2 separate regions of the Mus musculus genome follow, and region 2 is linked to region 1. A link is a loop called in an ENCODE intact Hi-C map of the cell type or tissue named here. Cell type or tissue: left cerebral cortex. All regions are shown on one strand. Each heading gives the region's core, and the rest is flanking DNA. Links, peaks and the distances in the headings are about the cores only.

Region 1 (5,385 bases), core at 201-5,200:
TGGCAGCAGCAGACCCAGCCTGCATTAAATACCCTGTTAGTAAACTAGGTTTCAGAGGACTTCTGTCAGCCAACACACTTTGATCAGTTGGCTCCTGCTTTGCTAGCTGTCATGTAGCAGTGTAGCCAAAGAAACATTTAATGTTAGTTAAACGCCTGATAGTATCAGCTCACTTAATGGTGTCTATCTGCTAAAGCAGTAACTTAAAAATGTAAATTTTATAAAACCTTGTTCTAAAATATGAGCTATATCCTAACAGCTAAGAGGTACTCTGATGGTCTGTAAAATTACTAATTTAAAGTTGGCAGCTTTGTAGTAAATTTGTAAGGAAGGATGAAGAGTCAATACAGACTTCAAAGATGGCTGGAGCTGTGGTTGCTCTGTGCATTGTTCTTTAGCCACATGGGCTGCTGACAGGTTCAGTCCCGTGTGCTGCCACTGCAGCTTCCTTGCTGGGTGGGCAGCCTCCTGGTGGGCTGCACTCGGAGTCTGTCTTCAGCTGGGCCTTGTCCACTGTGGGTGAGCTTTTGCCAGCGCTGGGAACTTGGCCAGAGACATCCTTGGCAGACTGGCTGTATTCTGTCGGGGTGCTTTCTCCTGGGAGTTCACCAGTCTCAAGGTTTGTGTTCATAATGGGTGATTTATGCTTTAAAATATAGAATTATATTAACTATTTAGTAAAATGTAAAGTTTCATTGCCAATTCTTATCCAAATCTATTGTAGCTTACTCTAAGTATTTTAAATTCCTGGTTTTTCATCTGCATAATTAAAGCACTAAGTGTCACAAAACTACATGAAGGAATGGAGACACTTTGAGGTGTTAGACGGTCTGCTGACCCTGCTCAGGAAAGGTCAAGAAGATTGGCTACCAGTAATGTGTCTCTTCCGGCCTGGTGAGAATAATTATTTCACAAATGCTTGTTGACCCTGTTTTAAGTTCTAGGTGCTAGGAATATTGAAGGAGCAAAACACAAACCCTGCTCCACAGTTAGTTGTGGGGATGAATCAGGCAGGGTACATAGGAAAAAATAAGGTGGGTGGTAGGTAAATTATGTTCAGACTGCAGTTTAAGATGATGTGAGTAAAGGCTGAAGACTGTGTGTGTGTGTGTGTGTGTGTGTGTGTGTGTGTGTATAAACATACAGTGAAGCACAAAAACAGACATCCAGTCACAATGGCAGAACAAGCACACAAGACAACAGATCAGTATGGTGGTGGACGTGAGACATGGTGAAACAGGGAGTCCCTGGGCCACTGGTAGATGGCTTTTGGAAATGACACTAGAGAGGTTTGGAATGAGTGACAGGTGATCAACAGGAAGAAGAGTCTCAGGTTATCTAGATACATCAGCATCCATGGCTAGATCCCTCATTTCTCGAGTCTCATGGACTTACAGCTTTCTAGAGGTTTCTAGTTACAACTATGACATTACACATCATTCCTTTCTAAGGCAGAAATGGAAATGTCCCTTTAAAAAACAATAGTGGTGCTACAAAATGTAGTTCAGTGGCCTAACATCGTGAGACCCTAGATTCAATCCCCGGGACTGCTAGTATACAATTATCAATAATGAAGAACTTATCACCTTGCAGATAAAAAGCCCAGTCCAGCCAACTGTGCTATTACTTTCTTCTATACTATAGAATTTATGGGGCTTCTCTTCCATCCAGGCTGGGCCACCAGAGCTCTACAGCTAGTCTCCTCGCACTCTTAGGCCCTAAGTGAGGCCTCTGATCTTGTTCTTGTAAGTTTCCAAATACCATCTGTTATAAAGAATACAGTCAAATGGTATTTGACATACAAAGAAAATCTCCATTTTCTGAGGAAGCTGGACTGGTGACAGTGAGAAGAGATGATGACTAATCATGTCATTAATGACTTGACTGACAGAGGGTGTACTGGCTAGTTTTGTGTCAACTTGACACAGCTGGAGTTACCACGGAGAATGGAGCTTCAGTTGAGGAAATGCCTCCACGAGATCCATCTATAAGGCATTTTCTCAGTTAGTGATCAAGGGAGGAGGTTTGTGGGTGGGACCATCCCTGGGCTGGTAGTCTTGGTTCTATAAGAGAGCAGGCTGAGCAAGCCAGGGGAAGCAAGCCAGTAAGAAGCATCCCTCCATGGCCTCTGCATCAGCTCCTGCTTCCTGACCTGCTTGAGTTCCAGTCCCCACTTCCTTTAGTGATGAACAGCAATGTGGAAAGTGTAAGCTGAATAAACCCTTTCCTCCCCAACTTGCTTCTTGGTCATAATGTTTGTGCAGGAATAGAAACCCTGACTAAGACAGAGGGTACAGAATAAAAGCAATCAAAGCTCTGTAAAAAGCACTTGGGCCTAGAGTAAAAAATAGACAATTTCTGACTTACGCTGGGGACCACTTCTGGATGTTCTTGTGCCTCTGTGTCAGGTAAGTCAAATGCCCGGAGCACTTCAGGGCTCTTGTTGCCAGAGTGAAATCTCTGTCTCAAAGCATCTCTCTTACTCGCATGCATTTTGTCATAAGGGCCTTGCTCGATGGAGCCAGCTGGGCCCCTGTAAGAGAAATCTGCATCACCTGCTCCACCATGGAGTCTATAGTCAAGTCCCTTCTGTCGTCTTCTGTCATCTGGCTCAAGTGCTCGGGGAGGTTCTCTGTCAGGACCACCGAAGTGTCTCAGCATAGGAACTGACCTTCCAGCACCATAGCAGAAGCTCTGTGAAGAAAAGAAATAGGCTCCAAGGACTCAGTAACTGACAGATGATAAAGTAGGAACTATGTTATTCATAGTTAACAAAAATGTCTAACTGTATGTATGTATGTGTGTGTGTGTGTGTGTGTATACACACACATATACACACATGTTAATTTCACTCTAATTAAAAACCTCTTTATTAGAAGCCAAAGTAGCCAATAAAATGTACATAATAACTAATATTAAATACAATTTTCAATCAGCTTGACACACTTTGAATATGTAACAATCACTGAGACCTAAAAACTTAAATTACAGAGTTCTAGAAATTTAAATTTAAAAGCATGGTCATTGCTTGTGTTTCTGTTCATACTCATATGGGCAAATGATGAAAATGATTAACTGCATCTCATAATAAATCATTCACCAGGACAAAACTGAAAAGGAGACAGTTCAGTCAGTGTGCATAGCACTATAGTCACAAATCCTGGGGCACTCTCTTTTTTTAAAGATTTATTTTATATGAGTGCTCTGTCTTCACTCACACCAGAAGAGGGCATCAGATCCCATTACAGATGGTTGTGAGCCACCATGTGGTTGCTGGAGATTGAATTCAGGACCTCTGGAGGAGCCATCCCTCCAGTTAACAGCATGTATTCTGGAGAGGTCATGGCTACAAACAACAAGATGCTGAACTGGGGGGATAACACATGACAAGGTGCGTGCATGTAAGAGAGACGTTTTGAGACAGAGACACATTGACCTTAGATTTCACTCTGGCAACAAGGGCCCTGAAGTGCTCTGGGCATTTGATTTACCTGAGGCACAAACACAGAGCCATGGGGGAACTAAGAACAGTATTTGTAATATTTGCTCTTGGAGTCCCAACTGCTTTTCAGGGTGCATACACACTCTTGCACCCTCTCTGCTCTCCTGCTCAGACTAGAATAAAAGCCCCATTTCTTCACAGAGGAAGCAGTCAAACAATTTCCTGTGTATTCACATTAAATTTAAAAATAAATTATTCTAAACCATTGCTATGATGCATACAAACTCGAGAACTTCTGATTAGAGGAATATATGAAATCTCAACTCATTAAAAAATCACCTTATACGTGTAAGCACAGCATTATTACTCCAGTTTGGTCTACAGCAGAGAAATCGAATGCCTTGAGAGTTGCTTTCTTTTTTATAAGCCGTATTCACTGTGAGCAGTGCTAAGGTACTAACCAGGACAGCCAGCGCCAGGATCGCCAGCACCGGAATCTGAAGTAACACTGGAATCTCCTTCATGAGCGCTTTAATGAATTCACCTGCTCCTTTTCCAATGTGCTTTAATGGTTCCGTTACAAAGTTAGTGAATGTAATCGCCAGAGCCTAAAACCAAAGACCAGAGCAATTTAACTTCAAGACTGAGACATCCACATGCAAAACTTCACTGTGCACTGACGCTCAAATTACACAAATTAACATACATGTTTTTATGTCTGTCTGTCCTGAGAGTGAATCTCTCATAGAGCTCAAGCTCAAACTATAACCCAACCAGGCCTTGAACGATGTCCTCCCGCCTCCCTCCCATGTGCTAGTATTAGAGGCACACCTCCAGGCCCACCTAAATTTGAAAGCTAATGTTTAATGGAACTATTTTTTTTCTAGGACAAAGGTTTATTATTAGCCCTATCCATTATAAAGGCAAAGAATTTGTGATACACTGTAATTATTACAAAACATATTCTATACCTTTGTTGGTGGAACCAACCAAATAGGGTTGACTATTAGGAGCTCATAGTACTTTTGGCATGGGTCATCCTTATAGGTCCATGAACTTGTAAACCATTCTGTATGGAGAAACAGACAAACCATCAAGGGAAAAAGAACAGAGTTGTATTTCTTTCACAAGATCAGTTTGGTTTTGACTGTGCCCACCCACTAGTAAATTGTGAGTTGTTTTATATTTTAAATAGACTCTCTATAATGTTAATTATTTCATCTCAAAATCATATTTTCAAAATCCATTCAAACTCAACAAATTTTATGGACATGACAAAATGTCTGCTTTATAGATTTTCAAAGGGTAATTAGTTTTTTACACACAAAAATAAATATATAAAACTGAGAAGTGGGAATGAGACCAGTCATTAATATCCTGGCTAGATAGCAGTGTTGTAGCTGTGTAAAATGTAACAGGGAAGAGACCTATAAATCTCCAATCGTTTCAGCAAAATTCTCTTTAAAAAGTGAGCTCTAGGGGCTGGAGAGATGGCTCAGAGGTTAAGAGCACTGACTGCTCTTTCAGAGGTCCTGAGTTCAAATCCCAGCAACCACATGGTGGCTCACAACCATCCATAATGAGATCTGATACCCTCTTCTGGGGTGTCTGAAGACAGCTACAGTGTACTTACTTAAAATAAATAAATAAATTTTTAAAAAAAGTGAGCTCTGACACATTTTCTTCATTAATTTATTTATTCACTTTATATCCCAATCACAGCCCAACTCCCTCTTCTCCTTCCCTAACATAATTTTTAAGTAGAATATTCTCTTAATTTTTCTAGAGCAGCTTTATGCATGTTTGGAATCTGGCCTGCACTAGAGGAAGCATCCTGTCTCCTGAAGCCAAGAACCCACGCTGAACTGGGTTAATCTCACAACTTAAAGAAGGGGAAGGAGGTCTGGAGATGGCTCAGGGGTTAAGAGTGTTGATGCTCTTGC
Region 2 (5,385 bases), core at 141-5,140, 230 kb before region 1:
ATGTTGAGAGACGGCGATCCAGGTAATGACAGTTATTAATTTTAATTTACCTATACAAAGTTCTTAGGAAAATGTGGTTTTCCTTTAATTTGTCATCCCCCCTAAACGTTATTGTACACATGCATGCCAGGCAAGCACTACCACAGGCCGTACCATCCAAAGGTTAATAATTATATTTGATGTGTGTAGTAAGCTGATGAAATGTTTGCAGTATATTTGGTTGGTTTATGTGCTAGGGAGTATTTGTGGTTGAATATCAGCCCCAGTGTTCTAAGGACATCCCACGTAAGTGTTCCACTGAGCTGCAGGTATCCCGGCCCTTCCAGTGTTTGCTTTATTATTACAGTTTCTTCCTTTCCCCTTTTCTTAGATCTCCAAGAAGATCACTGAGCCCACGGAGGTCTCCAAGAAGATCAAGAAGCAGAAGTCATCACCGGGAGGGCCATGGATCTTCTAGTTTTGACAGAGAATTAGAGAGAGAGAAAGAACGCCAACGACTAGAGCGGGAAGCCAAAGAGAGAGAGAAAGAAAGGCGAAGATCCCGAAGCATTGATCGGGGCTTAGATCGCAGGCGAAGCCGCAGTCGGGAGAGGCACAGAAGTCGCAGTCGCAGTCGTGATAGGAAAGGGGATAGAAGAGACAGGGATCGGGAAAGAGAGAAAGAAAATGAGAGGGGTCGAAGACGAGACCGAGATTATGACAAGGAGAGAGGCAGTGACCGAGAAAGGGACAGAGAGAGATCAAGAGAGCGCTCCAAGGAGCAGAGAAGTAGGGGTGATGGAGAAGAGAAGAAGCACAAAGAAGACAAGGAGGACAGACGACACAGAGATGACAAAAAAGAGTCCAAGAAAAAACACAGCAGAAGCAGGAGCAGAGAGAGGAAACACAGGAGCAGGAGCAGAAACGCAGGGAAGCGGAGCAGGAGCAGGAGCAAGGACAAGTCAAGCAGACATAAAAACGAAAGCAAGGAGAAGGCAAATAAAAGAAGCAGAAGTGGCAGTCAAGGAAGAACTGGCAGTGTTGAAAAGAGAAAACGAGAACACAGCCCTAGCAGAGAGAAGTCTAGAAAGCGCAGCAGGAGCCAAGACCGTTCCCACAAGAGAGAGCATAATGATAGCAAGGACCAGTCAGACAGACAGGATCATCAGAGCAGCCAGAGTGGAGAGCCAGAGAGCCAAGAAAAGGAACACAAAAGCAAAGATGAGACTGTGTGAAGATTGTGTAAACTTGGATCACATTGAATCCTATAAATGTTGATTAAATTCTGCTTTTTTCCCCCCAAGTTGAGATTGTGCAGTAGTTATGCACTCTGAGCTCCCCGTAGGCTGTGTTTTCTTTTGTGTAGGGAAGTGCCTTTGTAATCCCATTACGCATTGATGTTTTCACCCTGTTGAGTTGACACATGATGCACAGAATGTTCTTGCATTTTTGTTTGTTTTTAAAATGTACAGTCTGTACATACGTCCTGGAAAATGTTTTAATTCCTTTGGCATGGTTGCCATGTTGGTTAAATTTGTATAAGGCAATAAACTGCCACTAATTCTATTTTTGTTTTGTAGGTGTGAGATTATGGTTGTGTACTGAAGTTAGCATGGCTGTGCTTTTCATAATAGAATGCTAAAGACTTTGGGAATGGATCTTGGATGTTTGTTTAGGAGAATTATGTGTTTTTCAGTATACATGGAGGCAACAGTTGGAGGGTTAACATTCTTGTCCACTGTATATTACCTTGGAAGCTCTTGTTAATATGTTGTTATTCTCCACAGTTAATGTTCGAGAGAATTTTTAAGAGGTTTAAATTAGGCTTAGATTTGATCAGAAGTCCTTTTAGCATTCTACCTCAAAGGGACACTGTTAGTATGCCTAAAATTTATTACTTTCCTTTTTACAATGTGCTTCCCCCTCCCTCTTGAATTCTTTCTCAGACTTTAAAAGTACTATATTAAAGTGTGTAAGCCTGGCGTTGTAGCAGCCCTATACTAAGGAGTGATTGGGAGAGGGCGGGGCGCAGGAGCAGGCGAGGGCGGGGCGCAGGAGCAGAGGAGCAGTCAAGCCTAAGCTTCCAAAGCATTTTATAATGGAGAATACTTAAATTATGAAACAGCTTGATATAGTATCCTTTTTTAAGAATTTAAAACTTTTTTTATTGATAATGAAGATTGCTGTTTGAGTTTTTAAACTTAATCTAGGACAGAAATATTACCAGTAATGCAGTGCTGCGTTATTTAAGACTATCAGCAAATTATTTGATAGATTGTTCTTATGACTTGTATTCTGATTTCAGAAAACCATCATGAGTGTGGAATAAATACTGGATTAAATCCTTTATCCTGGGTGTTGGTTTCCCCCCCCCCCCATTTGTTAACATTTAAAGAAAATTGTGGGAACTGATAAAATGTCAGCAGTTTTCTGTAGAGGAGATCTTGAGCAAAAGTGACTATTTAAAAAGAACACATTGCTCAGCCTGTAAAGGTGCTTCCCACCCAGCCAGACCTGAGTTCACCCCTGGGCTGGGAGGAGAAGGCTGGCAACAATACTATCTCATGGTGTACACATGTACCCCTGGAAACAGTCTCTTAATCCTTGTAGGTTGGAAGGAGATACGCTATGCTGGTACTTACTAGACTCTTAATAGCAGTTTCCCTTTTAGGGGAAGGAGTGGTTTTGTTGTTTTGTTTTTGTTGCAGGGGCTCTTCTGTCCACATCAAAGCTGATAGTTGAAATTGTACTTGAACAGTATTAATACCATTTAAAGTTTGGTTTTGAAAGTTTTAAGACATGTATTCAGGACAAAATAAAAAGAGAGAGAGAGAGAGGACCAAAGTGGTTAGTTATTGGTATTAGCATTATGGTTTTGGGTTTGTGTTGACCAATCAGGCATTTCATTGAAGAGCCCACAGGGGGCGTTTGTACCACTTGTAAGAAAGATCTCTAAGTGAAATGCTCCGGTTAAAATGCTGTACTTTTAGAACTCTAGTCCTATTTCAAATTGACAACTAGTCTGTTACAACTAGTAGTACAGATGTAACTATTATTCAGCAAAGTAGTTAAGTGAGTGCTGCCAGGTCTTGACTTTTGGAGTCCACATAGTGAAGAGGGGCCTGCATGGTGTCCTCTGGGCACACCTACACTGTTGCTGTCACATACTCAGACAGAATTTTAAGGAAATTGGGAAGCCATTAAGTGTAATTAATAACTCAGTTTTATGTTCAGTTGATTTTTTCCCCCTTAAAGTATCTAACCCTGGCTACATGATAGGCAGATGTTCTCTGAGCCATGTTCTCAGCCTTTGAGCATACCATTACTACATTGGAAGTGTTCAGTAGCGTAAGCAGACTATAGAGTGGCTTCCTGTGGCGGACGAGATTCATTGGTCATTTCTTAGACACTAAGGAATGCTTTTTTTAGTAAAGTAGAGATCTGGGCGTAAGAGTGCAGGTCTTTAATCCTGGAAAGGTAGAGGCAGGCATAAATTCCTAAGGGAATTGATAGTGCTATTGATCTTCAAGTATCTATAGCCCTTCAATCCGTAAGATTTGTTTTTCGTATGGTATGTGCAGGTGCTTCTAACCTGAGGCCAGAGTCATTGGTTCCCCCAGGGCTGGACTTTTCACTCTTGTGGCTGGCCCTGTTCCCTTAGTATCTAAATCTTCCCTGAGCAAAACAATTTGCCCACTCTCAGCACTCCTTAGATGTCTGTAGTTCTTCATCATTTCTTCAATCATTGTTTTCCAAGCCACTGTTTCTCCCTCTGTCTAAACCTCTTCCCTGCCTTACTTCCTTTTAAAACTGGTGTTCTTCAATTATCCTTCTCACCCATTGACCTGGGAGTTCTGCCCTGAGGTTTTAACAAGTACTTATAAATTTCAGCAGCTATCTTGCTGTCCCTGGGTCTCTTTCGTTTGTCTTGCTTTGTTTTGATGTTTTGAAACAGGGATTCAGAGCTTGCATCTATTCCAGTCTTTCTCTTTGCTTCTCATCTGCCCTGTGGTGAATGGCTTTACTCCACGTGCCCTGTCTACCATAATGTTCTGTCGACAGGCTCAAAGGCAATGGGACAAAGAGACCATGGGCTCAATGCTCTGAAAGCACTAGCCAAAATAAAGCTTTCCTCTTTTTAAAGTTTATTATCTCAGACATTTTTTCATGGTAGCCACATGCCTCTTCCTCCCTGTTGCTGCCAGAACTAAATCTCTTGGGGAGGCAATGTCTGTCCAAAACACAGCATCTTCTCGTGTCTGCTTTCCAAGTGCTGAGATCCAGGTCTGAACCGCAACATCTGGCTGCCTTCGGCTTTTCCGTTTTGTTTGTTTGGCATAGGATCTTGCAGAACTCGACATGTAGGCCAGTTTAGCCCCTGAATTTAGAGGTGATTCTCTACCTCCTAAGTGCTAGGATTACACTTAGATACTGCCAAACCCCAAACAATTCTTGGGGTGCTAGCACTCTGCCACTGAGTTACACCCCACCCTGCTGCTCTAACTGTTAATGACTTCCATATCTATGGAACAATCTTTCCAATACTGAGACCACCCTATTTTTTTTGACCCCTTGATCTCCACTACCATCTTCCCCCCCACCTGATCTCAGTTGTTCTGCTGCTTCATCACAGAGCTGGCCATCAACAGCCAAAATTGTCTCATCACCCCCAGTTCCCTAGCCACCAACTTCATTTTGAATGTTTTCTACAAATATGTATTGCACGTTGGTCCTCTTCCCCCACTCCAACCCCACACGCCTGGGCCCTTCCTTGTTCTGCTCCTCCCATCTCCTGTGACTCTCCTTTGTTCCATTATACAGTTTCACTTCTTCTTTCACAACAAACATACGCCCAGGCTTCAAATTCTATGCAAAACATAGGAACCAAACATGAGGGGAAAATAAGATAACTGTCTCTCTGAGGCTGGCATAATTTACTTACTGTGGCTATGTCCAGTTGATTCATTGCCTGCAAAGCCTATAACTTAATTTTTCTTTATGGCTAAAAAGGAATATGATGGTCTATATGCTTTCTTCATCCAGTCCTCGGTTTCCACAACTTATTTTTTATGAAACAAGCATGATAAATGCTAGTGTGTGCCGTTTTCTCTGATGTGTTGACTCAGAGTCCTTTGGCTGACCACCAACATCTATATTTCCTACTTTTCCCTCTAATATCCCAGTTAACAATTGTTTGACTCCCTGGGTCTTCCAGCCTATTGCCCACAGCAGCTTTTACCCCCATTGTAGCCCCATCATAGCCTTCATTGCAGTGAATTAGTGCAAGCCTCACTTCTTTACCCATCTTGGTCTCCACTGCCCAATGTCATAAGTCACTTCCTTGTAAACATCTTCAAGGCCTTGCTCATGTCTTTTCTATCATGTCTCTTCCTAGTTGTCAATTAA

Evidence for each region. Hi-C counts contacts between places; a loop is a spot of excess contacts. Peaks named below come from ENCODE experiments on the same cell type or tissue, not always from the same donor. Only the 100,000 strongest peaks of a DNase experiment are listed, where the experiment ranks them.
Region 2: it touches region 1 in a loop (2.4-fold over the local background); 5 of 42 quality-filtered maps call a loop at or near these places.

Annotation. Positions count from the first base shown.
Region 1 is chr3:108,671,946-108,677,330 of GRCm38, reverse strand. It overlaps Clcc1 (chloride channel CLIC-like 1), which reads right to left. Exons shown (of 12, transcript NM_145543.2): 8 at 4,414-4,511; 9 at 3,904-4,050; 10 at 2,368-2,694; 11 at 353-646. The coding sequence ends at 395. Among named protein-coding and RNA genes, the nearest start is that of Clcc1, 21 kb to the right of the region's middle. In left cerebral cortex, for the core only: a CTCF peak has its summit at 3,208 (motif pointing right); a DNase peak (open chromatin) is centred at 528.
Region 2 is chr3:108,899,748-108,905,132 of GRCm38, reverse strand. Prpf38b (PRP38 pre-mRNA processing factor 38 (yeast) domain containing B) reads left to right here. Exons shown (of 6, transcript NM_025845.3): 5 at 1-22; 6 at 371-2,328. The coding sequence ends at 1,214. Among named protein-coding and RNA genes, the nearest start is that of Prpf38b, 9.3 kb to the left of the region's middle. In left cerebral cortex, for the core only: a CTCF peak has its summit at 2,897; no DNase peak of the experiment used is centred there.